Regions from separate parts of the Homo sapiens genome. Here region 1 is linked to region 2. A link is an interaction called in ENCODE POLR2A ChIA-PET data of the cell type or tissue named here. Cell type or tissue: MCF 10A. All regions are shown on one strand. Each heading gives the region's core, and the rest is flanking DNA. Links, peaks and the distances in the headings are about the cores only. Region 1 overlaps LOC105377714 (a long non-coding RNA gene). Region 2 overlaps DOCK2 (dedicator of cytokinesis 2).

The links. ChIA-PET counts read pairs that join two places held together with the same protein. Peaks named below come from ENCODE experiments on the same cell type or tissue, not always from the same donor. Only the 100,000 strongest peaks of a DNase experiment are listed, where the experiment ranks them.
Region 1: POLR2A ChIA-PET joins it to region 2 with 5 read pairs; 2 of 35 experiments call an interaction of 5 or more read pairs at or near these places.

The regions. Positions count from the first base shown.
Region 1 is chr5:169,560,285-169,577,333 of GRCh38, reverse strand. The region is part of intron 2 of LOC105377714 (a long non-coding RNA gene); the gene reads left to right. It overlaps LOC105377715 (a long non-coding RNA gene), which reads right to left. Exons shown (of 4, transcript XR_941204.3): 4 at 15,612-15,795. Among named protein-coding and RNA genes, the nearest start is that of SPDL1, 15 kb to the left of the region's middle. In MCF 10A, for the core only: no CTCF peak of the experiment used is centred there; a DNase peak (open chromatin) is centred at 10,053.
Region 2 is chr5:169,642,785-169,658,853 of GRCh38, reverse strand. DOCK2 (dedicator of cytokinesis 2) reads right to left here. Exons shown (of 52, transcript NM_004946.3): 2 at 4,368-4,451. Among named protein-coding and RNA genes, the nearest start is that of DOCK2, 14 kb to the right of the region's middle. RefSeq lists enhancers at 1,998-2,047, 2,078-2,127, 2,428-2,477 and a silencer at 8,708-8,767. In MCF 10A, for the core only: no CTCF peak of the experiment used is centred there; no DNase peak of the experiment used is centred there.

The DNA of each region.
Region 1 (17,049 bases), core at 8,504-11,003, 81 kb after region 2:
TGAAATCAAACTGAGTATACCAGTATACCAAATAACTAGTTTGGGATATTTGACACCCTCTGCAAGTTTAATTGCTTCATTCACTTATGACAATGTAGGTTTTCCTCACTTGAACAAGTATTTTTTCACCAAGAATTTATTTATTGATGTAGTATCTGTAATTCAAGCATTTTTAAATGTACTTGGGAATGTGCTGTGTAAAATAATTGAAGAGGCCTGGAAAGTAAAGAATGCTTGGCTGAAGTAAATGTTCACTTTTGTGTAAATACTCAATTTCACGTATTAAGTTATCTTAAAGCAAGAGCTACCCTTGATGAACTTAAAGCTTTAAAACATATATTTCCTAATATTTTATCATGTTATAGACAGATTTTATGTGTATCCTTCAAAACAAATCTGGCCCATGTTGTCATATTAATATTTCAAACTAGAAAATATTAAAAACATTGTATAATTTCAGGAATCTTTAAAGTCCTTTAGTTATGAAATGATCAACTGAGCAAGTAAGAAAGTTCAAAAGTACAGTCACGAGAAATGTTAGGTGTTTGTTTTTAAAAAATAATTTTATGTTTCCAAAGTTTTCTCAAAATATGAAGAATGAGAAGGTTTTGTGGACTTGAAATACCCTAGACAGACAGCAAAATCTCCTTTTCTTCCTACCATGGTGATAAAACCTGAGGTGGCCCTGACAGTAGATGTGTTCCTTTCTTTGTATTAATCGTTGCTTTTCTGGTCTGTTTACCTCTCCACTGCCTGGCAAGATGCTGGGACTCTGGCTTCATCACAAACGAATCCCATCAACTCACCCATGACATACTACACACTGCTAGCAGTATTTGGCCACTTTTGATAAATTGTTTAGTCGTGTGAAATACTTCCCTAAACTGAAGTTCTGGAACTCATCAGGTGTCTTCTCTGACAGTCATATCTTTCTTTGGCTCTCAGATTACCCAAGCAGCTGGGGTAAAGCCCATATCCTCCCACAAAGCATGCTTCTTTGGAAAGTCATATCTATTGGCTTTGGCACTCAAGTAATGTTCTTGCATTCTCTGTCAAGTCAGGGATGAATAATCTCTTGAGGGTGAGTAACGTTTTAAATGTTGGAGGGATCAGTGTGCATTTAGCAATTTGTAAGAAAGGTCAGCATCCCTTATGACCACATTTGCATTAGCAAGGCACAGATTATTCTTCTCCTTCTTTGACTTAGTCTGGAGGTTGGCATCACACTCTTCTCATGTCAATCCATCAGTTTGTGCAATCTTGATATACAAATGAAGTATGGCCTCCGAGTTCCATGGGTGTGTAATCGTTATCATTATATATGACTGAAAGCAGGAGTTGTAGAAGGGTCTTGGGTGACTGTCGTTCTCCCATCTATAAAACTCCTGGCAAAGGGATTAATACGCATCCTATAAAGAGAGCCAGAGTTAAGTTCCTGAAAACAACATCCCATTAATAAGGTTTAAATCTTGAAGTCAACATGGGAAAAATAGGTTTAAAAAGTAATATCTAATTTATTTTTCAATATGGTTGGAAGGTCAGATTTCATTCCTACTCCCACGAAAGTAATTAGAGCTGCTCTCTTCTTAAGAAACAGAGGTATATTAGGGTCACACAGTGTTTTCCACACTTTGTTCTGTATTAGAAAAGCCTGAGGAACTTTCACAAATCCTGATGCCCAGGCTGTACCTAGCACTAATTAAACCGAAATGTCTGGGGTAGGTGCCAGGTGTCAGTGATTTTCAAAAACCTTGGGTGAATCCAATCTGCAGCAAAGTTTAGGAACCTTGAGTTGAAATAGTCATACATTCTCTACCACACTTCAGCTTTTCTTCATTGCCTCTTTAGCTCAGTGCATCTTAACCTGACTGCTCTTTAGAATTAGGGAGCATCTTTAAAAAATTCCATTCTGATTCATTAGGTCTAGGGAAGGGTGCACTCATCAGAAACATTCAGCTTTCCCTAGTGACTAGCGTGCAGCCAGGGTGTAGAATCTCTGGACTAGCCGATCACATAAAGAGGCACATAAGGTGGATCTTTTGGCATTTTTCTGGCAGTTAAGAGCTTCATACATTTTAAAAATTCCCCTTCACTAGCTTTGTTGAATGAATTTTCTTCTTCAATGCACTAGGCTGTAAAGTCCAACCATCTTTCTGAATCTGTTCATAGCAGGGTTACCTGATAAAATACAGGATACCCAGTTAAATTTGATTTCAACTAAATGGATATTTTTAGTATAAGTATGCCTATGTGATATTTGGGATTATAATAAAAATTATTTACTATTATTGGAAACTCAAATTTAACTCGCACCTTGCAATTTTATTTGCTACATCTGGCAACACTAAAGGTGGGAGAGCATGGCTTATTCTTGGGAAAGTCAGCAGCTGAATTCGGGTTGAGGCGAGCACCATCCCTTGAAACTTCAGGGTTTGTGGCCTTTTAGCACTTACTTTCTTGCTGTGAAGGTGGTAAATAAAGAGCCACCAGCAGTATGGGAATTAAAATACTTCTAAAATCCCCCAGTGAGCCAAGAAGACCGAGGAGGTTTACTGTGCAAGAACTAGGATGTGGATAAAGGTGAAGACCTGAATCTGAGTATAGGTTTTGGTTCCAGGAACCCCAGCTCTGTACTCTCTAAGGGATCACTATTTTGCCACTTTGAACTTTTTTGATGATTTCAAGTGCCTCAGACTTGCTCCCATATTCCCCAACCCCCTTCACATTTTTTTTTTACACGTTATTCTTCTTAATCTATCTGAATATCAAATGCTTGCTGCCTTGGCTGAAATTGAGATAGTTTCCAGGTGGAACTGCTCTCATAACTCAGTGAGTCTGAACTAATGGAAACTTTGGAAGTCCTTTGCAGTGTTGTAAGAACCCCCTAATCTCAGGAGGCTTCCCAAGCAGTCTGGATGCTTTTCTGCCTCAGTCTCTAAGGACTGTTCACTACTAGCTGATTCCTGAAATTTCCTTCCTTCCTACCATCCCAAATAGACTTTGAACTGTAAATAAAAGTCGTGGGTGGGTGTATTTCTTAGCCAACAGCAGGTTCTCTACAAAGGGAAAAGGAGTGAGATTTCACGATAATTCCCAGAAAGCAGGTGTTATAATGATTTTACCAAATTGGAGCCTGACGTTTTGATGAATAACTCTTGAGAACCCCTCATAATTTCCCCCGTGGAGGAGATAGGCAAACAGGTAATATGTCAAATCCCCCTTTGCTGGTCCAAGTTTACTAATGGACGGAGGTGAAACAGGTGAAGCACATTAACTTTTAACCTGTTAACATTGATTTTTTTCACTAAGCATTAGCTACTTAAGAGAGAAATGCGCACTGGCAGAAAGGAGACAAGACAAAGGGTGATACAAAGGGGCTGGAAACTGGTCTGCATCTTGGAACATATTTGCAAGCCAGCTGGGCCCACTTTGCACAGATGTTTTTATAGGAACAAGAAGGAGGGAAAAGTGTGCTAGTGTTGGATGCATTAGCACAGCAGTGGAATATCTTTGTTAGCATTGTTCCTCCTTTCTCACTGTGGCTGGACGAGGATGGGGACTTGGTCAGAGGCTTTGGGATAATTTTATTGCCCAACCTTAATTAAAGGAAATTACATACATTGATAATAAGGCTTTTTACCAAGTTCATTTAAAAATGGTTAGTTTGTATTTGTAGGATGTCAACTCTGAAAAGCAAAGAATTGCAAGTTTATTTGCCTGTGGGTAAAACAATCCAATCATCACTAGCTATTTGGAGAAAATATATTCAAAATTTATCTCCTTAGGCATAAATGTTGTGGTTGTTTTATTACAATATAGGTTTACTCTTCCCCTCCACAGATGATTGGTTTGGTCTTCCACTGTTTGGTGTTTCAGTTGCATGTCTATGTGATTAAGGAGGTTGTCTGTAAGAAGGTTGCTTCTCTGTCTCTCTTCTTCCAGAAAATGGAAGAAGTCAGTTTTTCAGTATAAGTTGTAGGTTTGCAAATTAGTGGCCCACCATTGTGCTGTTTGGCCCACACACAGTGCAGAAGAAAAAAAAAATATTTGATTTAAAGCTGGAAACTTGGGAATTTACACACACACACACACACACACACACACACACACACACACATACACACACACACAATGTGGATTTCCAGTGTATTTTGAAAAATCAGATTTGGCTATTTTGTGTCCATACTCCTCATGTCAACAATCCACCAGTTCCTTGGATCTTATACTGGGTATGCTTTTTCCAGTTCACCAAGGCCTGTCACTTTATCATCGGCTTTTCTCAAAAGGGCCAGATATAAGAAGACATTTATATTACCTGTGTGTATGATTCCTGTATGCATTTGAATTTGCCATCCATGCCATGAGGCAAGATTCAATTATATTATCACTCCAATGTCCTCCAATCTGATTATAGGATTCTTCTCCTTTATACAAATGAAGTTCTTAATATTGCAATAGACTATCTGATACTCTGCTTGAGGAAAAATTTGTGTGGTAGCTCTAAAAGTCATTTTTGTCATATTTCAATTTAGTCTGCTTAGCATATGAATAAATTTATGACTAACATAATAACTCTTAAGTTGGTTTACTTCTTTGTGTTCTTACTGATGAAGAATTAAAGTATCATCTGGATAAGCTCATCTAGAAGGAAAAATAAAATTAGTAATTTGAATATTTAGAAGTGATTGCCTATACAGGTAAAATATAGCAAAGAGGTGCTTAACTGTTGACTCTGCTTCAACTGATATCAGACAACTTTAACGCTAGAAGGGACCTTAGGAATAAAATCTGGCCACTTCATTCTGCAGATAAAACTGAACTTAATAGAGGTAAAGTGATTTATTCTTTTTTTTTTTTTTTTTGAGACAGAGTCTTGCTCTGCCACCCAGGCTGGAGTGCAGTGGTATGATCTTGGGTCACTGCAACCTCTGCCTCTTGGGTTCAAGAGATTCTCCTGCTTCAGCCTCCTGAGTAGTTGGGATTGCAGGTGCCCGCCGCCACGCCTGGCTAATTTTTGTATTTTAAGTAGAGACAGTGTTTCACAATGTTGGCCAGGCTGGTCTTGAACTTCTGACCTCAAGTGATCCACCTGCCTCGTTCTCCCAAAGTGCTGGGATTACAGGCATGAGCCACCGCATCCAGTCAAGTAATTTATTCTTGATCACACTATGGGTTAGTGTCAGAGCTGGGGCCCAAATGATATCTCTTTCGACTTTAACCAAGGCCAATTATATTTTAATTACCCTTAATTGCCTGTAATTACATAGATACTGGTTTAGGTTTATTTCTTAGTTTTCATTGTTCTTTATTGTTTATTACAATAAGCATTATTTACAGTGAAAATTATAATGTCATAATTCTATAATTATAAGTATCAGAATTGTGATGAAATTCTAAATTATTTCAAAGGCACTTTTCTTGAAAATATGAAGATGACCCTTAATAATGAAAAATTTATATTTTAAGAAAGGCTTCCAGACGACAGGCAATGCTAACAGTAGTTGTCTTTGCATGTCTTTAGATGGCTTCCTCTGCTTCTTTGCTTTTATTATCTGTATGTACACATTTCCCATAATGAATCCACATCACTTTTAGAATTACTGGAATTTTTAAGCAGCTATGCAAAAGAAACAAAAGCAAATCCAGTCTGATAAAGACATGAAACATTTTTATGAAATTAAAATGTTCTCACACCTCATTCATTCCTATGAGTGGGATATAAAGACCATTTCCCGTGACTTAAATATGCACACGCAAAGAAAAACGATTCGACAGTTTCCCACAGTGAGAGAAAAATGTCTGGCGGCTGTGATTGCAAGGGGGCATGTGCTGAGAGCTGTGACCTAGAGTGCATTCCAGGCTGAGTAGCACCAACTTTAAAATTAAAAACTCAGCAGTTCCAACTCTCTCAACTATGATCCCTTCATAGTATCTGGCTGATATTCTGGTATAGACTTTTGGTTTCTCTGAAATTCTGAAAGCTAAAGAGAATTCAAATTTTGATTTACCTTTGCCTGGTTTGAAGGAACTTAAAGATAGGAAAGTTAGCACCCGCAATCCAACCTCTTTCCCAAAGGCGACAGCTGTGTGGTTTCCAGGGCAAGAGTTTACTTGGATGGCGAGAGAAAATACTTCTTGATAAATAATGTGTTTTTATGACTCCTGTTTCTGGGAAACCTGATACATACAATGCACCTACAAGTATTTGAGGTCAAGTTTCAACTGTGTTTTTATTAAATATTTGACTGTTTTGTGTGTGTGATTGTAATTGACTGAGTTTGAAACCTGAGTGATTAAGGAGCTTGTCTGTAAGAAGGTTGCTTCTCTATCTCTCTTCTTCTTTTTTTCTCTTCTTTCTCTCTCTCTATCTCTCCTTCTATATTTTTATATAATGTTAAGTTTTGTAATTAGCTGATTCTGCTTTCTCATGCTCCTTAATTTTGATTTCTTAGAAAGATGAAGCATTGGAAAGCACTGCATAGCTCCATGTTATCAATCAATTAATGTCTTCAGTCCTTTAATGTCCTCTGGACAGCTGGGATGCTTGGGAGAAGACTGTTGACAAGTCTTGTACGTGTGGAAGACACCATTTTACTTACTTTCCCTTTATTATGGAAGGAACACAAGCCTATCTTACAAAAAGATACATAGGACCCCGGAAGAACGATTTTTATTCTGAATCTCAATAAAATATTCTGTCACTTTGCTTTGTATCAGTAACTAACTCTTAGAGCAAACGTTCTCTTTTTAAGTTTTGGTATGTTTCTAAATAAGTCATGAATCCATTCACACACACACACCCACACACACACACACGCACACACTTCGACTCTGCATCTATAGACCTCTCCGTTGCAGTTGGGATGTGGTGTTGCTGCTGATGGGGTTGGACAAAGGATCCTTTCAGGCAATGCCTAGTGCTATTTCGTATAACATGGGAGTGAAATCCCTCCACTCTGATTTTCCTGCTGAGTATTTTGGTACATTGTCTCTCTTACTTCCTCAGAGTCGGGAGTGACAAGCTACAGCCTCAGGCTGGAGTGGCTGAGGCTCTAACACATAGACAGGAGAGCATTTAGGAGTAGCACAGAGTATCTTCACTCTGAAGGAAGAGTAAATGAAAAATCCCAAGCTGCTCCCAGTTGGTTCTTCTTAGGTCATTCCTGGAAACAAACTTTGATAGCCCAAACTCCCACTTCATGAATCTTCTTGCTTTTCCTCCTACAATGATGATTCTCACCTACAATTCTCACCCTGAACGAAAACGCGCTTGCACTTGCAGATGTTGGTAAGGACAATTCCAAAGGAGAGCTTTACCACAAGATTTAACTTCTTTGGAGAGTCTTAAAAATAATTTTTCAACTAGTTGTTCATTTAAAATGCTACTTAATTTGTAGAACAAGTGAACCTTTCAAATTACCTTACAGTTTATAAAGCACTTACAGATATATTATATATTTAGTAGAAGAAAATAGAGGTGTTCCACCTATGGGAAGTGGGCTGTGGGCCACTTAGTCAGATCCCTACTGACTAAGTGAGCCACTAAGTGGGCCCCTAAGTGGGCCACTTAGTCAGATCCCTACTGAGTGTGCAGTATTAATGTGCAATGTGCAAATTTGGGAAGGGAAATTCAGACAGGCAGTATAGCGAAGGAAAATGACGTGGGAAGCACCAGCTCTGAAAGTCCCAGCCTAGCACCGTGGAGTGGGAGGTCCTGCTGCTGGAGCCATACAGAGCTTGATTCTAATCTCAGCTTTGCTCCTCATAGGGTGGAGGCTTTGAAGCCACATTTCTTGGATCCAAATCAGGCTTTCACTACTTATTTTGTAAACTTGGTCAGCTTTCTGGTGTTTCTTATCTTAGGAATGGAGACAATAATACTACCTGATGCGTAGTATCGTGAGGACTAAATGAGATATGATGTACAATGTTGGGAAGGCGCTGGTGCATTTTATGTCTTCAGTAAATATTAGCTATTATTCTATGAGTGACCTTAGAAATGACCAGTCACATGACTGCCCCCTATTCACTGTCCACACATGTAAAAGGGGAAAAGATAATTGTTACAAGGATTCATAGAGAGCATGTGTTTTGTTAATTTAATTTTAACCTTTTAATTTAAAAAATTACAAATGCATGCAAAAGTAAAAAGACTAATGTAAATAACCCTCATGTGCCCATCATCAAGCTTCAACAATGATCACTTTTTGCCATTTTTCTTTCAATTATTTTCCCACCAGTTTTTGTTTCTGGGATGTTTTCAAGCAAATCACAGATAACATTATTTTAACTATGAATTCTTCAGCATGTAGCTGTGGAAGATTGTTTTCAAGATGACCGCAGTGATTCTTCCATGAGCAGCCCCTTTGCAGTGTGACTTTGCAGCTCATCCCATGAGGAAGTAGTCTGTTTCTCAACAACTTTGAATCTGGGTTGGCCTTGTAATGCACCTTGACTAATGAATGTGGCAAAAATAATGTGGGATTCTAAACCCATGCCTTGTAATTCCTAGGCAAAAGAATCGTCTAGCTGAACCTAATCCATGTTGCTGACATTACCAATTCATAAGTAAATAACACCACTAAATTTTGAGTGGTTTACCGTGCAGTGACAGCTAGCTAACATAGTAATGTGTTTTTTAAAATCCCTAACCTGGATCTTTATATATAACGAACATGAAACTTTTAGCTTCCTGTCCAAAGGACTGAACTCACAAGGCATGAGACATTTTATAACCCTGAGGGTGAGTGTCAGTAGCTGGGGTTTGTGTGGAAGTAGTATTCCATGACATTCATTCTAACCAAGAGCCTTCTGTGGCTGAATTATATATTCCAGCTCAAGTTCTAAAGGATACTGATCCTTGGTCTAAGATGATAGTTCCTAAGCTTTACTGGGTTACAGTCTCCTTTGAGAATCTGATGAAATCTATAAGAATTCTTCCCAGAAAAAATAATGTACATGTACACAGCCCCCTTGCTACACACACACACACACACACACACACGCACACACAGATCTCTATCTACCTATAGATTGTGTGTGTGTGTGTGTGTGTGTGTGAGAGAGAGAGAGAGAGAGAGAGAGAGAGAGAGAGAGGCTTGCTTATATCATAGGGTTTATGGACTAGCCAGTGCATGGATACCAGTTAAGAAACTCTACTGGGTGCTGTGGCTCAAGCCTATAATCCCAGCTACTTGGGAGGCTTAGGTGGGAGGATCACTTGAGCCCAGGGGTTCAAGACCAGCCTGGGCAACATAGCAAGACCCCTTTCCTTAAAAGAAAATTTTTTAATTGGCTGGGTGTGGTGGTGCATGCCTGTAGTCCCGGCTACTTAGGAGGCTGAGGCAGGAGGATTGCTTGGGTCCAGGAGTTCAAGGCTGCAGTGAGCTATGATTGTGGCACTGCACTCCATGTACTCCAGCCTGGGCCACAGAGCAAGACCGTCTCTTAAAAAAAAAAGGAGAAGAAGAGAGGGAGGAGGATGAAGAAAGCAGAAGAAGATGAAGAGGAAGAAGGAGAAGGAAGAGGAAGTAGGAGGAGGAGAAGAAGAAAGAGGAAAGAAGAAGAAAGAAGGAAGAAGTAGGAGGAGGAGAAGAAGAAGGGAAGAAGAAGAAACAAGGAAGTAGAAGAGGAAGAGGAGGAGGAGAGGGAGTGGGAGGAGGAGGGGAGGAAAGGGAAGGAGAAGGAGGAGAATAAACTCTGGTCTTACTTGAGCAGACCTCTACTTGTATACCCAAAATTGCATACTCAACTCTAACTGCCAAATAATCTGTTTGCCAGATATTTATTTCCATTGCTGTTGCTGTTGCAGCTACTTCTGAAAGAGGAGTAACTGTTGGTATGGGTTTCTGGCTGCATTTTAGGTTTAGGGTCTAAAACCTCCTTGAGCAGTGCTTGGTTTAACCAGATTTGGTTCAGGGTCTTTTGAAGCTCTGGGTTCATTCTTCCACCTCCCACCCCTTGACCTTCATTTAACCCAAGCATTGAGCAATATAATGCTCAGGAAGTTAGTTGGCAGCTGCCAGCAGGACCTCCGCAGCTGTACCTTACCATGCTACTGGCGCTGTCCAATGTGCTGGATCCTTCCACCATGTCTTGGCCTGTGTGCTTCTTGAAGATTTCAGTTGATAATTTATTGGCATAGGTAGGCTGTAAATATTGCCTTGGTTCATATTTTATCACTGCTTGATTGCTGTCTAGGCTCTTTATTTACCACACATTAGTTTGTTCATGGTCCTATTGATGGAGAAGGCTAGCCCTTTGGCCACTGAGTCTATACCTTGCTAATACCCCATAGGGCCAGAGGTCTCCAGGAATAGGTGAAGGTGGAAGGAAGCAAGAATATGTTGAGGACAAGAGAGGCAGCCCCAAACTCAGGTGAACTGAGAAGTTGGAATGCCTCTAAGATTGATATTAAAGTAACTTTATTGTTCAAAAAAAGAGACAAATGAAAGTCATAGATTATTAATAAACCTACAGTAGTACCCACCCCACATCACTGTCTTTCCTCTTACTTTGCTTTAGTCTTTGTAATAGCACTTACCACCTTGCATAACAATGCATGTTTTTGTTGTTGTTTGACTTCCTTCATTATAATGTAAGCCCTATTAGACCATGGGCTTAATTCACTGTTCCATCTCCAGAACAGTGGCTGGCACATTGTAGGTGCTCAGTAATTATTTTAATTACTCTTTGAACAAATGGATGAACAATCGAATGAACTGAAGGTACTAAATGGGTATTTTCCAAAGTTTTTTTTTCAAAATTTGTGCATGTAAGAATCTCCTAGAAAGGGCCTTTACAAGATGGAGCTATCTGGGATATATCTTTAAAGACTCATCTTTAGTGTCTGGAGGATTAAATTCCAGAATTGGATATTTAAGCTCTTTGAGTGATGCTGAGGCAAGTGGTCCTAGGAAAGTTGAAAAGTTGACTTATGTGATTCATACCCCCACAAAGATGCATACCAGGAATACTTAGCAAAACAGTAGTCTCATTTTTTCTCCTTGACAATTCAGGGCATGTCAAAATAATAAGTCGAATATAATCAAAATAAAAAATGATCAAATAGATAACTCAGTAACTCATTCTCATTTAAAATAGCTTTCTTCTGTTTTTTTTCCCCACATCTTTTTACTATTCCCTTTTCATAGACTTTTCTAAACAGATGCACATCTCACAAAGGCTGAAAATTCCTCTTAACCAGCTATTTCTTTCAAACTGAGAAAAATTTGGTAGCAGTCATTGAGAATGCAAAAAGAAATGTTTGGAATATTGTCAGACTCCCTTTTGCTGTTGGACTCTTTAATTTAAAGGGCATATAAGTCACCTGACCCCTACAACAAAAAATCCATTAAGCCTCTAAGGACACAATCAAATGATTCATTAAAAATATGAATGATTGGCTGGGTGCAGTGGCTCACGTGTGTAATCCCAGCACTTTGGGAAGTTGAGGCGGGTGGATCACCTGAGGTCAGGAGTTCGAGACCAGCCTGGCCAACATGGTGAAACCCCGTCTCTACTAAAAATACAAAAAAATTAGCCAGGCGTGGTGGTGCATGCCTGTAATCCCAGCTACTCAGGAGGCTGAGGCAGGAGAATCACTTGAATCCGGGAGGCGGAAGTTGCAGTGAGCCGAGACCACACCGTTGCACTCCAGCCTGGGCCACAAGAACCAAACTCCATCTCAATGTATATATGAATGATTAAAAAACACTTAGAAAATTTTAAACCTTTTTACATATTAAAGAAACGTGAATTAAAAGAGTAATGAGAATTCTCACTGCTGGTTTGGCAAAAATTAATGTCTAGAATGGGAAAATAGACCTTCCTTTACCCAAAAACAGGCAATTCCTACATGGCTTTGAACAAGCTTTCTAAAGAGCAGCTTGAAATTAATTGTCAAAATTTAAAGTGTGGATATCCTTTGGCCCAACAATTATATTTGAGGGAATGTATCCTTAGGACATTATTTGACAAGATGTATTTTCAAGGATATTAATGGATGGGCCATTTATCAAATCAAATATTTTAAGATAATTTGAATATCTACCAATTCAAGATTAATAAAATTAGTTGACATATTTCCATACAATAAAACTGGCTGACATTTATAGAGCTCTATTATTTGCCTGTCACTCTACTAAGTGCATTACAAGGATTAACTAGCTTAATTTGCACAACAATCCTGTACATAGATAGTATTATTATCTCATCTTAAATATGACAAAATTGAACCACAAAGAAGTTATGCAGCTGATAAGTGGTCACGTTAGGGGTGACACCCAGATGGTCTGGGGTGATCTGTGTTCTTAACAATGATACTTCATAATGGGATATAACACAGCAACCATATGCAGAGGGAACGAGGATATATTCGGTAGATGAAAGCAGATTTCAGAAGAACTTAGCATAGTTACGGAAAGAACAGAGTGGAGAAAGGAAGAAAATGTGCAGAACGCTTACAAAAAATGTTTTGAAGGGAATATACCAAATATGTAGGGAGTTACTTTTAGATGACTTTCACTTTCTTTTTATGATTCCCTACAATCAAAAATTCTTGTTAAATAAGCTTATATTTCTTTTACAATTAGAAAATATATTTTTTGAAAATCAGCCAACTGCTAGCCTTAATGTATTTTGGCAAACATTGAGGCAGTCTTTCCTGTTTGACTCAGTTGGTACTGGTTTTTCCTGCTAACATTTCCTATAAGCCAGTGCCTTCAAAAATCTCAGTTACTCAATAGTTTAATGTTGGCTCTATGTCCGTATTTTAGTCAAACCCTACCTAGATAACTATCCTGGGAGGTGTAATGAAGGAGATGTGTAGGGATATGAAGATATAATACAGAAATTATTGTGGTAGACATGGTTTCTTGGCTGACCCAAAAACCATAGAAAAGACTGGGATTTCCACAATTCAGGCTGGAGAAGCAAAGTCATAGGCACTTTGGACCTAGAGTTGGTCATATGACACATGAAACCAAAGGAGTTGGCTGCTGCAGGAGCTTCTATAAAATACTTTTTTTTTTCCCCATATAGAAAGATAAACCTGGATGGCACTCCTCCTGCCTCTACTAATCTTCCAGCTCTTCAGTCAGTCATGAGGATATGATTTTTGCAGTTGCGGCAGCCAGTTTGTGAACTTGAGGTGACAAGATAAGGGAAAGATCAAGGGATAGGCAAGGAATAGGCAAGGGATATGCTGACCCTAACATTGTGATGCTGCTGAGCAAAAGCCAGCTAAAGTCTACCTCCAGGCTGCTTGTTACGAGAGAAAAATAAAGCCTTATTTGTTGAAGCCACTGTTTACTTTCTCATTAGTTGCAGCCATGCATATGCCCAATGGATACAGTGCTCAAAATGCTCAGATATTACTCTTTCTTGAATTCAAGCAAATGTTTTATATCTTCCCTTGCAAGGAAATATTGTTTGAATCATTTTTAGGAAATCTAAAAGACTAAAATTCAAATTTAGAGTTCATCTGTTTAACTTTTTTTGACATGCAAAAATTAGTATTTAGGGAGAATAAAGGATTGCCACAGGGTTATAAGACTAGTGGTTATTTTCTCAACAGCAAAATTTTGCATGAGGACACCTTCAGGTGGCTATTTGTGTTGTCTACAAGTCATAAGCCATAAGAGTTATGGTATATGATGTACAAGATGATGGATAAGAACATTCCACAGCATCTCAATAGATAAACTTACTGACAAGAAATATGTCTGCTCCTTACCCTGAGCATGGGAACTGCTGGCTGATGGATTCACAGAAGATATGAGTGTAAGAATGCTTGCCTGGGTGTTCTGGTAGCTGTTCTTCATCATAAGCACTTAAGGAGTCATTTTGTTGGATGATTTTGGTCACTGATAGAGGCTGAGATATGCAAGTCGATGGCAGTCAACAAAGCAATGACCTCATTATTTTTGTCTAAAAGGCCAGCTCAATCCCTGCTGGAACATCTTTTTGGGATTTCTATATCACTTATAGCTAATGGGTCTAGCTTTGCCACTTACATTTTTAAAATGTCATTTTAGAATGAAGCTTAAAAAGGAAGTGGGAGGTAGCTGAGGGTATAATATAGAACCCTATCCACCAGGTGTGTATTCTAATCACTTCATTTAAATGTGCATGAAGGAGCCACATCATAAAATGACCTGAAAAATTAGACCATAGAGCTATATCCTAAACACTGGTGATTCAGGTCTCAGCTCATAAGTTACCTTCATTGGCACATTCCCTGATCTCTCAATCTGATGCAGTCCCACAGTCGCTCTATGACATCACCTATTTTAGTTTCTTCTTGGCTTTTACCATCATCTGGTGATTGTTTTATCGATTCTGTTCTTTGCTCATTGTCTCTCTCCCCTCTAGCACTTGAGAGGTAGCAGGACCCACTTTGTCTTGCTTGCTGTAGCATTCTGAGTGAAGATGTCAGGCCCCAGACTAGAAGTTCCATAAATGTTTGTGGAATGCACAAAAGATGATCATGATATTCTCTGTGACAACTTTGGCTACTTAGGTGACTACGTTGTCTTTTAAGGGTGGGAGGGATGATAGATTACCTCTCTTCATTTTCATTGGTATGTCAGACAAGCACTTGTGCACCTTAGTCCAAAGAGTTACAATATAATTATGTAAAAAAATGTGGGAGCGATTAGAATTGGCACATGCCTCAATCACAAATTCATATTTGCCCATGTGCATGTATGTGTGTGTGTTTATGTACATATACAGCTCAGGTTAATTTGTTTTTGCCTGAGTGGCCAGTGGTCTTGTTTACTGAGAAAAAGATATATATTTAAATTGTACCAGAATTTTATAGATATTTTCACATTTCACTGAGTAATATGTTATACAGATATTTTCACATTTCACTGAGTAATATGTTATACAGATATTTTCACAACCTACAATTGATCCTGTGCTCTACGCATGCATATGTATTGGTCGGTGAGCCCAATATAAAATGCACTGGAAACAAGGCAAGCATTAGCCTAGCTTAGGAAACCTGCAGCACGATTGATTGGAAGGAAACCTAGGCATATATGCAACCACTACATAACTAGAAGAAGAGCTTGACACTGAGCCCAAGAGAAAAGAGCCCATAGAGAGCCCCAGAGCTCCCCACCCCACTCTCAGGATAGAAAGTCATGTGGGACGTGGTGTAGAAAGAGCCTTATTCCGCTCCAAAGAGCAGCTAAGCTGCCAGCAAACTAAACTTTAGGAGTAAGATAAAAACATTAATTACAGATGTCAAGATTAGAGTTTGCTTTTTCTGCAAATTCCATGGGGTCTCTAAGCAACTTGATCTTTGAATCCCTGGGGTACTAAAAATCTACAGAGAAGAGATTGTTATCTTAATGTTGCAAAATCCCCACCTTGAGTGCTGCCAAGTAAAAATCCAGCTTAATGACACAAAGTAGAAGGAATATTTCTTGTCTTTTCTTTCTTTAAAAGAGGACTGACATTCAAACACAATTTAAGCTGACAATTATAACTGTAAAATTCTTCCAAAATTCTATGAGTATACAAAGTGCCTTGCCTGAGCTTAAGGAAACAACTATGTAATCACTAAAATTGGATTTTGATTTTAGAAAGCCTTTCTACATACTACTTTTAAAATGTATCAGTCAACTTAAAAATGTTTGTTACCCCGACAGAGAGGCACTTCCCAGAAGAAGAACTTGACTGCTGGAAGGCAAAAAGCTGAGCCCTCATTATTTGATATTCATAAATGTGAAGTCACCTTCTCTGTTCTCGCCCCAGTCCATTAATGCTGATCACAGGGGATCCCTGGGAAGAGAATACAGATTAAATTACCAGTGTTCAAAGTAGAGAATAAATTACTACTCTCCAAACAATATGTGTTTGCTAGAAAATATTGCTGTGAGTATAGACTCTCATGCCGCAGAAACACGGGTATATAAAAAATGTAATACTCCCTTTTTTTTTCTTAAGCACTGAACTTCATATCAATCCAGAGCCCCCATTCTGTGGAATAAATTTAGTGGAGTGGAATCAAATTAGTCAGTTGTGGGTGAGATCAGTCTTTCCAGATTAAACTCAGTAGTTTGAGCATTTTTTTCTCTCTACCCTTCTTCCTGGAATGGCAGGTAGCATCATGGCGTCAGGGAGAGAAGCCCACTGTCAGCCATTCACTAATTCCTCTGCAGTTTGGGAAATGATGCAAAGCCTTGGGTGATGTGGTTGGCTGCCCTCAGCCCTCTTGGCCCTCAACATCCCATGCAGCCCTCTTTACCTTATTCCTCTGTGCAAGGTTGCTGCCTCCCAAGAATCCAGGTGAGAAGTGGGGTACAAATTCCCTCTACCATCGTTTTCCCAAACATACTCTGGCATGTACTTTTCCTTTTGCAACAAACACTATCAAACACTATCTCCTTTGCTGAGAGTCCCCGACAAGCATCTCACTATTTAGTTTTTCTTTCTGATTCTCTTGTCTCCCATATAAAAAGTGTGTTTAGCTTTGAAAAACCTCAAAAAGTCTTACAACCTTCACAAAAGTTGTAAGACTAATATAATGAACATTTGTATACCTTTTATATAGATACAGCAATGGTTATGATTTTGTCTCATTTGCTTTGTTTCTCTCTATCCTCTCTCTCTCTTTTTTCCCTTTATCAATGGAGTTAGTTACCTACATCATGACATTTCACCCTGAAATACTTCATCATTTGTCTCCATAGAATAAAGCATTTTTCTACCTTATCAAATTTGGGGATTTAGTATCGATGCAATGCTATTACCAATATACATACATATACAACAATTTTCACTTGTCCTAGCAATGCCCTTCTTAGAATGTTTTCTTTCTCATCTAGGATCCTATCTGAAATCATTGACTGCATTCTGTCATCATGGATCTTCACTCTTCTTTAATTGAGAATATCAGCTCCAAGAATGATCTTGTCAGAGTGCAGCAATGGGTGGGGAGGTGAAAGTTGGGAGGGAGAAACTAATTTTATTCTTTAGGTCTGTCTAGTCCTTGGTTTTTAAGGTTTAGAATCCAAGAGATTAATTCTTTTGTCA
Region 2 (16,069 bases), core at 8,887-11,386:
TTGTTAGTCTTAAACTCCTGGGCTCAAGGGATCCTCCTGCCTCAGCCTCCCAGGTAGCTAGGACTATAGGTACACACCATCATGCCCAACTTAAAGACTGTATTTTTTTTTGTTTGTTTAAAACTAATATATGCTATTATAAAGAATTTAAACTAAACAGAAAAGTACAAACATATAAGCTTAAAGAATTATCCTGAATCCCATTACACAGAAAAACACTATTAATATCATTCCAGTCAACTCTTCGTTTATATTTATATACATAGAATGACAGAGAGATAAAAAGATAAAATATGGTTTTTAAAATACTCTCATAAAAATGAGCATATGGTGAAGATACTATATAAATACATTTTTTTTTTTTTTTTTTTTTTGAGACGGAGGCTTGCTCTGTCTCCCAGGCTGGAGTGCAGTGGTGCGATCTTGGCTTACTGCAAGCTCCGCCTCCCAGGTTCACGCAATTCTCCTGCCTCAGCCTCCTGAGTAGCTGGGACTACAGGCACCTGCCACCACGCCCGGCTAATTTTTTGTATTTTTAGTAGAGATGGGGTTTCACCATGTTAGCCAGGAGGGTCTCGATCTCCTGACCTCATGATCCACCCGCCTCTGCCTCCCAAAGTGCTGGGATATAAATAAAAATTTTATTTAATCTTATTTGTATTTAGCAGAAGAAAAAGAAACCAAGTGAAATTGAGGGACATTTGAACTTTGATTCAATGTTTCTTTATCACTAAAAAGATTTCCTGAAAACTTCTCTAAAATGAAAATTGTTATGAAAAGCATTCAAAGATAGACGTGGTTATTTTTTTTAATTCCATGTTTTATTTCCAATTAATATTCATTGACTTTGTTGTGAAAGTGATGTCATTGAGTTAGCTATTATCTTCCATTCTCCTCCCAAGTCTCAACTTTATTAGATTTTTTAAAATATTGTCTAGGTTCCCAACAATAACATTCTTTATGGTAGCCATAAAAATCATGATGTCAGGGGCATCTGGCATTTCATTCCTCAACTACATGACTATTTGTACAGTGGACTGGCCAATCATTAGGCTTATTTCAGTAGAGAAGACAAAGAATAGGAAAGAAAACATCCCAAACTCACTCCTTCCCCAGGTCTTGTTTGAATGGGTGAAAGGGAAGAAGTGGGTGAGCAGCACATGGATATAAGATTAAATAAAGTCTTCTGATGCCACCAAATCTCAGGAAAGATGTCAACCAAATATGACTGAAGGAAGTGGTTGGAGGAAAAAAATCACACTGCTTTTTTATGTTTGTCCCTTCTACAAGAAATTCCTACTGTTTTTAATATCAATTTTTATAAATCGATTCATTTGGACCCAATATTAGCCACTATTTCCTTTTATCACAGATTTTTAATCCAATATTCTTGTATTGTGATTCACCTCTCAGTTGGCTGGATTTTGGTTTTGAAGTAGTTTTCTGTAAGAAGGTTTCACGGGTACACCCATATTCTTTCTACTACACAGTTTTGACTAATTTTTGACTAACATTGTGGTTTTCACACCTTTTATATTTTTAGAGGAATCTTTTTTTTTCAATCAGAATCACAGACCATACACCCCATCTGAAGGCAGACAACACCAGACCTGCTCTCAGACCCCCTCCAGCTCCATTACCTTCTGCCACTCAAGGCACCCCAAGAAGACTTTGGATCCCCTATTTGAAAACTCTGCATGGCCATGAGTGTATGCATGAGAAGTCCTAATGATTTGCGTACCAGGAGATATGATATTTCCTCAGATAGCTAGAATCATTCTAGCAGACTTCCAAACACTGTCTTTTCAAATAATTAATAAATTATTAGCCATTTACCAATGAATATATCCAGCTTTTTCCAGCAAGTTATTGTGACTAATTTACAAAGATACATTAAAATAAGACTAATTGAATTAGAAATGGAAAACCAGAACCAAAGAAAGGATAAAGGTGTCCCAGAGATGAATAAAGGTGGCTTGAGTCCACCAGAGTAGCCTTCGTAAAGGTCAGGGCACCAGGCCAGGGAAAGGTACTGGCAAGGCTCTGACTATGGCAGCCTGTGTGGGAGGTTTATTCCCTCAAGCTTTCTATTCAGGGAAACTGCATACAACGAAGAGAAAAATACTCATCTGGATTTCACAATGTAGGACACAGAAAATAATGACCAAGGCCTTGTCATTGTTTTGGCAGGCATGGGTGGAGGAAAGAGTGTGGGCTTGGCTATCAGAAAAGAGCCACTGGGGCCAGGTGCGGTGGCTCACCCCTGTCATCCCAGCACTTTGGGAGGCCGAGGTGCACGAATCACCTAGGGCCAGGTGTTTGAGACCAGCCTGGCCAACATGGCGAAACCCCGTCTCTATTGAAAATACAGGCGTGGTGGCACATGCTGGTAATCCCAGCTACGAATGAGGCTGAGGCGCAAGAATCAGTTGAATCTGGGAGGCGGAGGCTGCAGTGAGCCGAGATCGCATCACTGCACTCCAGCTTGGGAGACAAAAGCAAGAGTCCGTCTTAAAAAAAAAAAAAAAAATCCACTAGCTCACTGTGCAACCTTAGATGAGTCATTTCACTGCCTCCATTTCCTCATCTGCAAATGTGAGGTCTCGTGCCTGTTTCTCAGGATTAGCATCCAGTAGCATGAAAGAGGCACTGAGGAGAGTTGCTGCTGTTTTTATTTTCATTCTTTGCCTTTGGTAGTCACCTACAGTTTGCTTATCTGCCACTGGGCAGAACTAGATTTGTAAAAGATAGGGTTATGCTGTGAGCAGGGGGCAGCGTGCGTGGAATCACAGACCCAATTCAATTCTCTAGGACAGCGTCTCCACCCCTCTCCTCCAGCCTTGTCCACTCCTTGCGTAAAAGGTTTCAACAGGGCCGGAGTGTGAACTTTGCAGGCCCTGGACACTGAAAAGTGTACGGTATCCCCTCATCTACAACCCCAAGTAAAAATAATACTAAAGCATAAAATAAATATAAGGAAGATGAACAAAGTTCTCATTTCCCCCATGACCCCTTTTAAAGTTGTCTTGACATATCAAATTTCAAATTATTTGCCCACAAAATGGTTTTCTGTATGTTTTTTGGTTGTATCTACATGCACAGGTATGCATATGTGTATATATGTACATATGTATGTTTGTGTGTGTCTTTGTGTGTGTCTGTGTGTGTGTATGTGTTTACACAAGCATCCTTGTACAAATCTGCAGACCCAGCTAGGGGCTCTGTTGCCTAAGAGGTTGCATGTAGCTAATCCAGCACTGGAAATGACACTGCCTGTCCTGTGGGTTGTGGTGAGGAGTGACTAGGATCATGTGTTATAAAGAACTTAGCACAGTGTCTATTTTGTGGAAAGGACCAAAGATGGCTACTCCTGCAGGTGACCGCCTTTCCCCATGAAAGGACTCCTTCACAGTGGCACACCTGCCTCCTCCCTGACCGTCACTCCCTCCCCAGGGCCTCCTCTAATGGATTCACTGGGGGCAGAACAGGCCTATGTGCTCAATACACTCTCTCTTCTTCCTCTACCACTCTGCCGAGACACAGGAAGCCCAGGCTCTGTGCCCTCCATGCAGCAGGAGGTATCAGCAGGCCCAGGTAGGAGGGAACTGTGGTAGGCCAGTTGGGCCAGTGAGGGGTGGGAGCCTGCCTGACTGCAGGTAACAGATCAGCAGCTCATTTGGTTCTCATGCCCAAGCCATGCTCCCAATATCAAGTTTATCAATGACATGTTGATTTCCAACTGCCTGACTTATGAGTCCAAGGCCATTCATCTTTGTGCAAATTTTAAAAAGCACTCCCTACAAGCACACCACCATGGGTGGACGCAGCCCAGTAGACACCTGGCTTCACAAGGCAATGGCATCTTTGTAGGAGAAAGAAAGAGATGCCACCACATTGCCCAAGACAGGGCTCCCAGCTTGGGGAGGGGAGTGAGCTCCTGCTCCCTGGGCTGGGTGCCTTCATGCAGTAAACAAACAACACAACTGTGCACATCGGCTCTCCTGGAATTAGAGGTGTGATTTATGGGACCCTTCCAAACCCTAATGATGCTTATTTCCCTTTATCGTGATATTAATACTAATAAAGAACTGTATCTAGGAAGAGTCACAGGCTGAATAGCCCCATGGCTGAAGCAAATGGAGAGCATAACAAACATCGAACCACCCAGTTAGGCTTTTGCTATGAAACATACATTCCTAAAATGAGAAAGCATTTCTGTTTAGTAAATTCTAATTACTAGCGTTACCAAAACGTTTTTAAATAGACCACACAGTTGCAGGTTCAGAGACAGCGCTGAGGGGCCTGGGTGTACTATAGGCTTCCATCAGCCAAGGGTCCAGCACTTGGGGCGTGGGCCAGTGACTCACCTCCACACGTCTCCTGTATTCGCACCACATCGCCGATCTGCAGGGAGAGCTGGGGGGCTCCGCTGCCTTGGAAGTTGTATATGGCTGTGAAACAGAAAGAAAGACAGCTAGGTGAGACCTCTAGATCTCATTAGTCTCTGCTCCTTCCTGCTTTCCCTGCCTCAAGTCCATCCCATGCCCACGCAGCCCACCTGGGCTAAACAAAACCAACACAGAAACCTATTGCCTGCCACAAGAGTTATTTCAGACTCAGCCTGGCTCCCAAGACCTTCTATTAACCAAAGTTGACCTTTCCTCAACACAGGCCCTGCATTGAGCCTGAGTGACAAGGAGGCTGCTATTTACTATGGACTGTCCTCTTACTGTACACCAGGCAGTTAAAATGTTACATCATTTGTTATGCATGTTTTGCTACAATTAAAAAGAAACAACTGCATACTAAGCACCTGAAGTGTGGTGAGGTGCTATACCAGGTAGGAGAGATGCACTGGTGAGCAGGATAGCAGGAGAGCCAGGCAGCTGTGGCCTCTGAGACCCTGAGCCCCTCCTTCAGCCAGGCCTGGGGTTGAGTCCCAGCTCAGGCACCCCAGGGATCTATGGCAAATTATTATGAGAAAGAAAGACAGTCCCAGTGTGTGAAGAGCCTGCCATGTTGTAATGCTCCATAACCAGTAACCAAATGGTAGAATTAGACAGCCAGGGCCTTGTATTCTAATGGGAGAAGCTGACAGGTCCACCTGCAATGACCTGATGGATGGTCTGGGCTCAGGAGGTACAGGTGCTTTGAGAGCACAGGAGATAACATGCTGGAGCCATGCATGGGGGCCACAGGAGGCTTCCTGCAGGCAGGGCCAGCTGAGCTGGGCCCATGCTCCTCCCCGACCAGCACAGCACCATTGGGACAATGGAGAGGGCTACGCAAGGGAAGGAACCTGTGTAGGAGATTTACCAGGAGGAAGGCCCCGGTGTGAGCTCCAGTCCTTCATGACGCCCTTGGCCCTGCTGCTGCCCACACAACAGGCAGTAGCTACGTCTCCAGACTCCTCCAAACCCGCTCTAGCTGGTGACAGCTACAAAACAGACTCACTTTCCCTCTGAATCCGTTTCCCCACTTTTAAAGTAGGCATTATTGTGCCACTCTTACCCACCCCACAATGTTGGGTGGGGAGCTAAGATAAGAAGATACCACTGTAAAAAGGTTATTATTCCTAAAGAGGAACTAAACGTAGGCAGGCCCCACTTTTCTGGAAGTGGCTTATCAGTGTGGATCCTAATAAGAACGAATGTGTAGCAATCACTTATATCCCAGACATGATTCTAAGTTCTCCATGTGCATTTACTCCTTTAATTCTCACAACACTCCTTGCAAGTGAGAAGTCTTATTATTTCCAAATTTCAGATACAGAAACTCAGACAGAGAGAGGTTACTTGCCTTGCCCAAGGTCATACAATGCTGGAACTGGGAGTACAGGCCCATGCTCTTTCCTACTCCTCTACTCTACAGGTACACCTCTTCATAATTACCTCCTTTTACCTTTGAGGATACGGACCGTAGGCTGATCCATTAAGTGACCAGGGTCTAAATAGCCAATGCTGCTCTGTGTCTAACCCCTATGCAGAAGCTGGGTGAAATGCCACTGGGTTCTGTGCAGATTCTTTTGCATCACAGAGACCACCGCCAGTCTCTAACTCTCATTCATCTCTGCCTCTTCCCACTTATCTCCTTCCCTTCCTTCCCTCTCTCTTCCCTCCTTCCTCCTTCCCCTGGTCCAATCACCCCAACACGTCTGCCTAAACCACATTAAAAGACCAGAGTGGTTCAGAAGGAACCCCAGCTCTGCCACTCACTACTGTGTGATCTTGGGCAAGTGACTTCACCTCTCTGCCTCACTTTCTTACAATGGGGATGTTAACAGTACCTATCTCGCAGGGTTTTTAGGATGCTTCAGTGGAACGGAGCACAGGCTGTCCCCTCTACTCCCAGGTGTGCCCCATATCCCTAACCTCCCTTTTGTGTGCATTCAGAGAGATGAAGTCTCCATCCTGAGAGATGATAAAGCTTAGGAGTTAAGAGCTAGTTGTCTCTGGAGTCAGACAGATGTGGCTTTTGAGGCCAGTTCTGTCTTTTCCTGGCTCTGGCCTCAAGCCTAGGGCTGCAGTGTACAACTGCCCAGGCTGTGCCCTGCACAAGGCCACCCAGCCAAGAGAGCAGTGAAGGCTGGCACCCAACCTGCGATCTGCTTGCCAAGGCTTGCACCCTGCCCTGGCACTGTGCCCACCAGAGGAAGGATATCTTTTTGTAATCCACACAAAGGCACTGTAGGAGCCAGGGGCAGCCTGCTTGAGCAAGTGGCTGAATCTCCCTAAGCCTCAGTTCCTCTGACTGTAGAATGCAAGAAATAATGGTCCCTACCTTACTGGGTTCCTGGGAGGCTCAGCTGAAATTAATGCCCATACACGACTTGACTTAATGTCCAGCTATAGTAAGTGCTCAGTAAATGTAGTCACTTTTCTTTTTATTAGCATTATATTATCTCCTGAACAAGGCTCACTCCTCCAGAGCTTTGTGTAGCCTTTAAATCTCCTTTCCTGCACTTTGCAACCAACTGCTCTGTCGACCAACACTTAATCAAATTAATCCTTTGTCCAAAAGCAAATCTAGAGAGGGCCCTCGGGGGATGCTGAGGCTTCTCTCCTCCTGCATAAACGCAGCCTGTTTCTTCATTCCCTCCGCACTTGGCCTGATTTCAACCCCCTTCCCCTCATAGGCTGCTGTTGCTTGGACATACTCCAGTTTGCTGGTGTCCTCACTGGGTAGACTCTGCTCCCTGCTCTTTCAGCCCAAGTGGTCTGCCTGAGGACTTGGCAGTAGAACTGGACAGGATGGTGGAAGCAACTGAGGCTTCCAACAGAAGAAAACCAGGCACAATGTGTGTTAGTCTCTGGAGCACGAGCAAATCAGGGGTGTCCATCAGATATGTGGAGGTGGGGCAGGACCGTGTGTTACTCCGTGACCAGCTCCTCCCTGCTTTCCTCGGGAATCTTCCCTCATCCTCTGCCCAGCAATGTCAGGTGAGAAGGTGCCAGTAGATTGGCTTAAGATGTCCTGGACAGATCTTGAAACTGGGTATTCAAAGTGAAGATCCGTATTCATTCCAAGTACTCACTGATTACAAAAATGAAAGTAACTGACTTTGGCACTTAATTTATAAATCTATTTCTGCCTTTGCATAAGGGCCTCTTAAGGCTCCATTTGAAGAAAAGCAGACATGACTGACAAAGGAAGTGGCTTTGCCTATGAATACCCAATTCTGTTTAGTCTTCTAGATGACTAACAGGAAGCTCCAAGCCAGAATTCCCCTCTGCTACGTTTGATGGCTTATCTCTGTCCTTCAGTTTGCTTCTGACCAGTCTAAGATGGGCCTAACCACTCTCAACTTTTGAACAAGGGATGAAAAAGGCAGAAAAACAAGAGGAAGAAATCATAGCCTGCTCCACCCTGCCCAGTGCCTGTCCACAAAAGATAGACAAATCAGGGAAGCCTACCCACAGCCCTCAGGCCCTCGGCCATTCCCGCAAATACTCATTCCAGCTTCCCCATCGTGCCAGGTCGCCAAGCCCTGGGGAATACTGACACATTCCCTAGGAAAGACTTGACCTCTCCTTGTACCAAAGCACCATACATAGGAACCAAAACAGAAACTGGTATCCTGACAAGCCCACCCAGAACAAAGCATTTATGGCCAAGGATCAAAGGGATGTTCCCAAGTATGGAGCCATCTTGGGTCACTGACTCCAGCAAGGACTCACATTGGAAATCCCAGGTTGGCAAGCCACCGGACTGCTATTTTGAGGCAGATGGAACTTCTAGCAACCCTGGAAATCGAATCCACTGATTAGCTACCAATTCCACCTAAACATATTGAAGTACTCTATTCATCAGGAGTTCAAATAGAGGGAGCTAAGGTGAAAGTAAACACCATTGTTCTAGCACAGTGGCTCACAAAAACAACTAAAGAAGGGTCTCTGTGCTTTGTGCAATTTTAGGAGATAAGTTCAATGTTTCTCTTTGATTTATATATAAGGAAACTGAGGAAGGGGTGGGTAAACAACTTCTCCACCTAATAAGATATATAGATAGATCTCGGAGTCTAAATTCTAACTACTGCACACCCTGTTTCCTAAGAAAATGGTAAATATTTAGAGCACATTTTAAATGCCAAGTATATACTCCATGGTGTTTTCAACAGATATCCATGTGAACATCTAGTGTGTGCTAGATACTGTCCTAACTACTGTAGACACAGTATGTAGTACCTACTGGGTGCTAGATATTGCTCTGAGTACTATAGTCACAGTGATAGATAAGACAGACAAAATCCCCAGCACTGCCAGGTGCGGCGGCTCACGCCTGTAATCCCAACACTAGGGGAGGCAGGTGGATCACTTGAGGTCAGGAGTTTGAGACCAGCCTGGCCAACATGGTGAAACCCCGACTGTACTAAAAATACAAAAATTAACCAAGTGTGGTGGGGTACACCTGTAGTCCCAGCTACTCGGGGGACTGAGGCAGGAGAATTGCTTGAACCTGGGAGGCAGAGGTTGCAGTCAGCCGAGATTACACCACTGCACTCCAGCCCGGGTGACAGAGCAAGACGCCGGCAAAAAAAAAAAGAAAGAAAAAAAAATCCCTAGCACTTTACTTGTATCAGCCCATTTAATCTTCATAGTAACCTCAAGTTATTACTCTTCCTGTAACATACAAGAAACTCAAAGAGATGTTAAGGAACTTGCTCATAGCCACACAGAAAGTGGCAGAAAGCGGATTCAAACCTAGAGTGGAGTCCAGAGTCCCTGCTTCCTCACCAGGCATCACACTCTATTACACATACACTGGGCTTGTTTATATCCTCGTTACATCCAGCCTCAGTAAGGATGGAGACTGAGCCTATCTTGTTGACCACTGAATTCCTAGCGCCTGGCCCACAGTAGAAGTGCAATCAATGTTTATTGAACTTTTAAGAAATGCTCATTGGACGGAAGGGATGTGAATGAACATGAAGGGCAGCTATGTCCCTTCTTCTGGCTATATTCTTTCTTGCATTTATCAAGATTGCTTCAAAAGACACGTCTTGGCTGCCAATTTTGATTGCAGCCATCGAGTGCCCTGTGACCCTTCAAGATGGATTCGTACCTCATCTGGGGCCCTGCCATCTGCTGACATGTTTGAAAACACAAGCTTCAGCCAACACCAAGTGTTAATAGAGTTTGGACAAGTGGCTGTGTAAGAGGAACAAAAGCAATAATGGAGAAAGAATGTAATTGCCCGAAGCTCACTTTGGAGAGTCTCCACTCCAGGGGGAAATAGAACTAGCAGCAGGTCCACTTTGGTGGATTCAAGTGAAATGCGCTCATCGAAATGCGTAAGCAGTGTGCCTGAAGTCTCTGGACAGGTGTTGACAGCCTCCGCACTGAGGCAGCATCCTGACATTGCATCCACGAGGGTGACTGCGATGACCCAGCAGAAGCCTCTGGCAGCCACCCCAGAGCTCAAACCCGGGCGGGCGCTAGTCAGCAGCAAATGAGGCAGAAGAATTACAGCCAGAGGGAACCTAGAAGGAGGAGGTGTTCCTCCACCCACCAGGAGAGAGCAGAGAGCAGAAGAACAGCTAACCTCTGCCAAACACTTCCTGCATACCAGACACTATTCCAAGGGCTTTACGCACAGCCACCCATTTCATCGTGAATCTGCAGTTCTTGGGGTGGGTGTGATTATTATCGTCTCTGTTTTACAGATGAGGAAACTGAGGTAGTGCAAGATCAAGTAAACATCCTGGGGTGAACACAGCAAAGAAGGGGCCAAGTGAGGATTTCACCCCAGACAGGCTGGCTCCGGAGCACACTCTCTCAGCCATGCACCACACTCACATCGCCTCTCACGAGTGGAGATGCATTTGGTCCCAGCACTGTGCCAGGTGCTTTAGGCCTCTTGCTGGATCATGATAACAACCTTATGGGCTGCATATTGTAGCGCACAGTTTTTAGCGAGCCAGTGACATGCCCAGCCGACAAGACGAAAGTTAGGATTCCAGTGAATTCTCTCAAACAGTGATCTCAACTGGGAGCGAATTTGCCCCACTAGAAGAGACATTTGTTGATGTCTGGAGACATTTTTCTTGTCCCAACCTGGGGGAGGGGAGTCGGGGGTGTCAGTGCTACTAGCCTCTAGTGACTAGAGGCCAGAGATGCTGCTAAACATCCTACAGTGCACAGGACAGCCCCATAACAAAGATTTTCCTGGCCCACAATGTCAATAGTGACAAGGTTGATAAACCCTGCTCTGAAACATCATGCTGGATTTCACTCTCTCCATTCTAGTACTCCTATAGGCACATTCACACACACATTCTCACACACTCTTGCACTCACACATGCACACACACACTACAGAGTTGGAAGAGAGTTTATGGTGAAATCAATCAAATCAGCCCTCCAGCCCCAAATGCAGAGAGCGTCTGGCACTCTGCAGGATCCTGCAGCTAGAAAAGTGGGGTGAAAGGGGGTGGCTCCTGCTCTCCTGAGCTTCTGTGAAATCTAGTCGAAGAGACAAAATAAACACACAAGAAACAAAGAGCTGTCTTCAGAAGTGAAAGGCTAAACTGCAAGTCACAGCAGCTGTGGACTCTCAGAGGGAAAAAGAGGCCCCACTAAGGAAGTGAGACTGGAGGGAGAGGGAGGGGCAGAGACTGGCAAGGGGAAGAACTGGACTGAGAGCCCCCAAGGAGGTGGGGAGAGGGTGTGACAGCAGGGAAGAGAGGGGGGAAACCAGCTTGATGTGTGAGGGATGAATGGCAGGGCCATCTTAATGGAGTCCCAGGGAGAACTGGTGAGCTTGGTAGAGTGACCATCTGCAGGAGTCCACTGTTTGGAGACGAGTTCAAGAGTACTCTATTTATTGCTGTGCTGTGCTCTCACAGGACCTCGCCTCCTGACAGGGAAATGGATGAGGTGGGAAGATAAAGGCAAGATGGGGCAACTCAGTCCATCTGAATCCTATAAGGCCACCAGAAAATTTTAAAACCTCCAACTCTTACCCTTTACCCATCCTCCTCCCCCTCCACTCATCTACCCACCCACCCATCCATGCATCCACTCACCCATCTATCATCCATCTACCCACCCATCCATCTAATCAACAACTATCCATCCACCTATGAATCCACCTCTTCATCCATCCAATCAGCAGCCGCTGAGCACCTGCTCTGTGCTGAAGAAGAACAACAGACATGGCCCTGCCATCATAGAGCTTGCATTCTACAGAGGTGCCCAGATCATTCAACATGAGGCTGCAAGGAAGTATGAAGGGGATGATGGCAGCTCTAGTAACATGAAGCAAAGGGGGCACTGCCCCCAACCTGTCCAATGGGGACATTAGTACTAATAATGGTGCTCTCTGCTGCCTCATACAGAAAGAGAGGTTATGACTGGACTGTAAGCTTCCCGAACTGTTTTATTCATCTCTGGGCCCAAACACCCAGCTAAGGACCATCACTCAGGACAGGCTTACTGAACTTAATTGATCTGAACAGACTGTAAGAATTGTTTTCCGACTCTTGACAAGCTCCTGGCTTCAAGAATTCAAACCTTAGGCAGAATGCTTTGGCTATACCTATTGTATTTGTTTACTAAATAGTTACAGAGTAAAATAAGCACATTTTGCCAGGGACCTTAACTGGCTTCCATGAATGAGTTTTGGCGACATTACAATGCAGAACTGCACATGTGCATATTTTAATGGGAAGAAGTGTGTTTCTAGCGGTCACAGGATTCTCAATGGGACCTATGCTACAATAATGATTAGTTTCTCTGACCTACCACGTTCCTGCTATTGCAGTGATGCTGAATGGACTCAAAGTTAACCCTCCATACAGCTCTGCCCTCCAACAATGTACCAGCTAGTGGGGAAGATGACATGCAGTTACCTAACTAAAAGACAAGGTGAAAAGGGGCAACTTCCATAAAATAGAGGGAATTTTCAGAGAGACCTCAAAGATCTATGCCTCAGTTTCCTCACCTGCAAAATGAAGACAGAAGTTATTTTTCTTAGGGTGTCTGTGAGGGCTAAACATGATGACACAAGGGCTTTGTAAATGTACCATGCTATGGGACTGGTACTCAAACAGATATATAGACCAATGGAACAGAACAGAGACCTCAGAAATAACACCACGCATCTACAACCACCTGATCTTCGACAAACCTGACAAAAAGAAGCAATGGAATAAGGATCTCCTATTTAATAAATGGTGCTGGGAAAACTGGCCAGCCATATGTGGAAAACTGAAACTGGACCCCTTCCTTATATCTTACACGAAAATTAACTCAAGATGGATTACAAACTTAAATGTAAAATCCCAAACCATAAAAACCCTAGAAGAGGCTGGGCGTGGTGGCTCATGCCTGTAATCCCAGCACTTTGGGAGGCTGAGATGGGCGGATCATGAGGTCAGGAGATCGAGACCTTCCTGGCTAACACGGTGAAACCCCGTCTCTACTAAAAATACAAAAAATTAGCCGGGCGTGGTGGTGGGCTCCTGTGTAGTCCCAGCTACTCGGGAGGCTGAGGCAGGAGAATGGCGTGAACCCAGGAGGTGGAGCTTGCAGTGAGCCGAGATTGCTCCGCTGCACTCCAGCCAGGGAGACAGAGTGAGACTCTGTCTCAAAAAAATAAATAAATAAAAATTTAAAACCCTAGAAGAAAACCTAGGCAATACCAATCAGGACATATGCATGGGCAAAGACTTCATGACAAAAACACCAAAAGCAATTGCAGCAAAAACCAAAATTAACAAATGGGATCTAATTAAACTGAAGAGTTTCTGCACAGCAAAAGAAACTATCATCAAAGTGAACAGGCAACCTACAGAATGGGAGAAAATTTTTGCAATCTACTCATCTGACAAAGGGCTAATATCCAGAATCTATAAGAAACTTAAACAAATTTACAAGAAACAAACAACCCCATCAAAATGTGGACAAAGGATATAAACAGACACTTCTAGAAAGAAGACATTTATGTGGCCAACAAACATGAAAAAACGCTCAACACCACTGATCATCTGAGAAATGCACAATGAGATACCATCTCATGCCAGTCAGAATGGCGATTACTAAAAAGTCAAGAAACTATAGATGCTGGTGAGGCTGTGGAGAAATAAGAATACTTTTACACTGTTGGTGGGAATGTAAATTAGTTCAACTATTGTGGAAAACAATTCCTCAAGGATCTAGAACGAGAAATACCATTTGGCCCAGCAATCCCATTACTAGGTATATACCCAAAGGAATAGAAATCATTCTACTATAAAGACATATGCACACGTATGTTTATCGCAGCACTATTTACAACAACAAACACTTGGAACCAACCCAAATGCCCATCAATGATAGATTGGATAAAGAAAATGTCAACATATATACCATGGAATACTATGCAGCCATAAAAAGAAATGAGATCATGTCCTTTGCAGGGACAGGGATAAAGCTGGAAGCCATCATTCTCAGCAAACTAACACAGGAACAGAAAACCAAACACTGCCTGTTCTCACTCATAAGTGGGAGTTGAACAATGAGAACATATGGCCACGGGGAGAGAAACATCACACACTGGGGCCTGTCAGGGGGTGGGGGAGTTGCAAGGAAGGGAGAGCATTAGGACAAATAGCTAATGCATATGGGGCTTAAAACCTAGATGACGGGAAGATAGGTGCAGCAAACCACCATGGCACATGTATACCTACGTAACAAACCTGCATGTTCTGCACTTGTATCCCAGAACTGTCAGTAAAATTAAAAAAAAAAAAAAAAGTACCGTGGTACAAAAGGTAAGGCAATGGCATGATTTATGCCAATGTCGATGACTACTTAGATCAAGGTTTTCACTAGGGAAGGCCTCGATGCAGCCCTCATTCTTCTAGCTATTCAGACCAGAAACCTCGGAGTCACCACTGGCTCCTCTCTCCTTCTCATACCCACATCCATTCCAAGAGGAAAACCCCATTTGCTTGACCTACAACACATACATCCCGAATCTAAGCATATCTCACTGTCTCCACTGCTCCCTCCTGCTGCAAGCCACCGCCATCTCTTGGCCTGAGTTATCACTGTTGCTGCCTAACTGGTCCCTCTCCTTCCACATTTAATTCCCCCTGATTAATGCACCATAAAACTGCTATGTTCAATCCTCTTAAAACTTAAGACAGGTCGTCCTACAATTCTACTCCAAATCCTGCAATGTCCCCCTCCCCCATTCAGAGTAAAAGCCAAGGACCTCACAATACCTACGAGGCACTGCTCCCTATGACCTCTCTCAGAGAATCCATTCCTTACTGCTTTGCATCTTGCTTACTCTACTGCAGCCACACTGGCCTCCCACACATCAGAGAGGCTTCCTCCTCTTTATATTGGCTATTCGTTCTACTTAGAAGGGTCCTTCCCTGACTGCCACCGCCAGGGAAGCCAGCAGCAAAAACCCACTTTCCAGGCAAACCCTCAAGGTTCAGCTGACACTGGGATGGCCCTGCTGCTGCAGCCCACCATGTCAGTCAGGGTGTCTCTAGGCCTGGCATTGCACCATTTAATTCAACCAAACAAATGCCTATTACCCCATTCAGACCCTGTGCCGTGACAGTGTGCACGTCATACTGTCCACCTATGTCTCCAACCATCATCTTAGCTTAGGCTGTGATCCAAGGGGCCGTGTGCAGTCAGGGGAACTGAGTGCCCTAGAACAGGGGTCCCCAACTCCCCAGGCCACCGACCGGTACTGGTTGGTGGCCTGTTAGGAACCGGGCTGCAGAGCAGGAGGTGAGCAGCAGGCAATCCAGCATTAGCCTGAGCTCTGCCTCCTGTCAGATCAGCAGGGGCATTCGATTCTCACAGGAGCAGGAACCCTATTGTGACCTGCACACGCGAGGGATCTGGGTTGTATGCTCCTTATGAGAATCTAATTAATGCCTCATGATCTGAAGTGGAACAGCTTCATCCCGAAACCATCCCTCCCGCCCCGCCCCACCTCCCCATCAGTCTGTGGAAAAATTGTCTTCCACCAAACCAGCCCTGGTGCTGAAAAGGTTGCAGACCACTGCCCTAGAGTGATGAACGGAGAGGGCTCTGGAAAGTGTCCACATTGGCGGTCATACTTTCTCCAGCCTCAGTTTCTGCCACCATGACTTTAAACCAAAGCAGAAGCTGACCTGGTGGGGTGCAGGGAGACAAGGAATGACTTTCTCCAAGGAGAACTAACAACAGAATAAGACTTAAGCAGCTCACAAACTCAGCCTGACTGTTTTTCAATTCACACCAATTAAGGGAAGGGGGAAGAAAGGAGAAAGTGCCTATTAAAGGGAACATTTGTGGTGTCTCCGCCCAGACTCCTCTGGAGTTGCGTGGTGATAAGCACTGTCATTCCCCATTTGCAGAACATATGCTGCAGAGCACAGACTGTGGCACCCATGTGTAATTGACTATTGAAAAAAAAAACAAATCCAAAGGTCCAGAAATTAGCGGAGCAGTATGGTGACTACATTTCATCTCTCAAAAGACAGCAGCAATAGGATGCTGATCTCAGGAGGAAGCAGAGCTTAGAAAACACAATCTGTCTTCAAGGCTCATTCAAATGCAAACATTATGGTCAGGGGCAA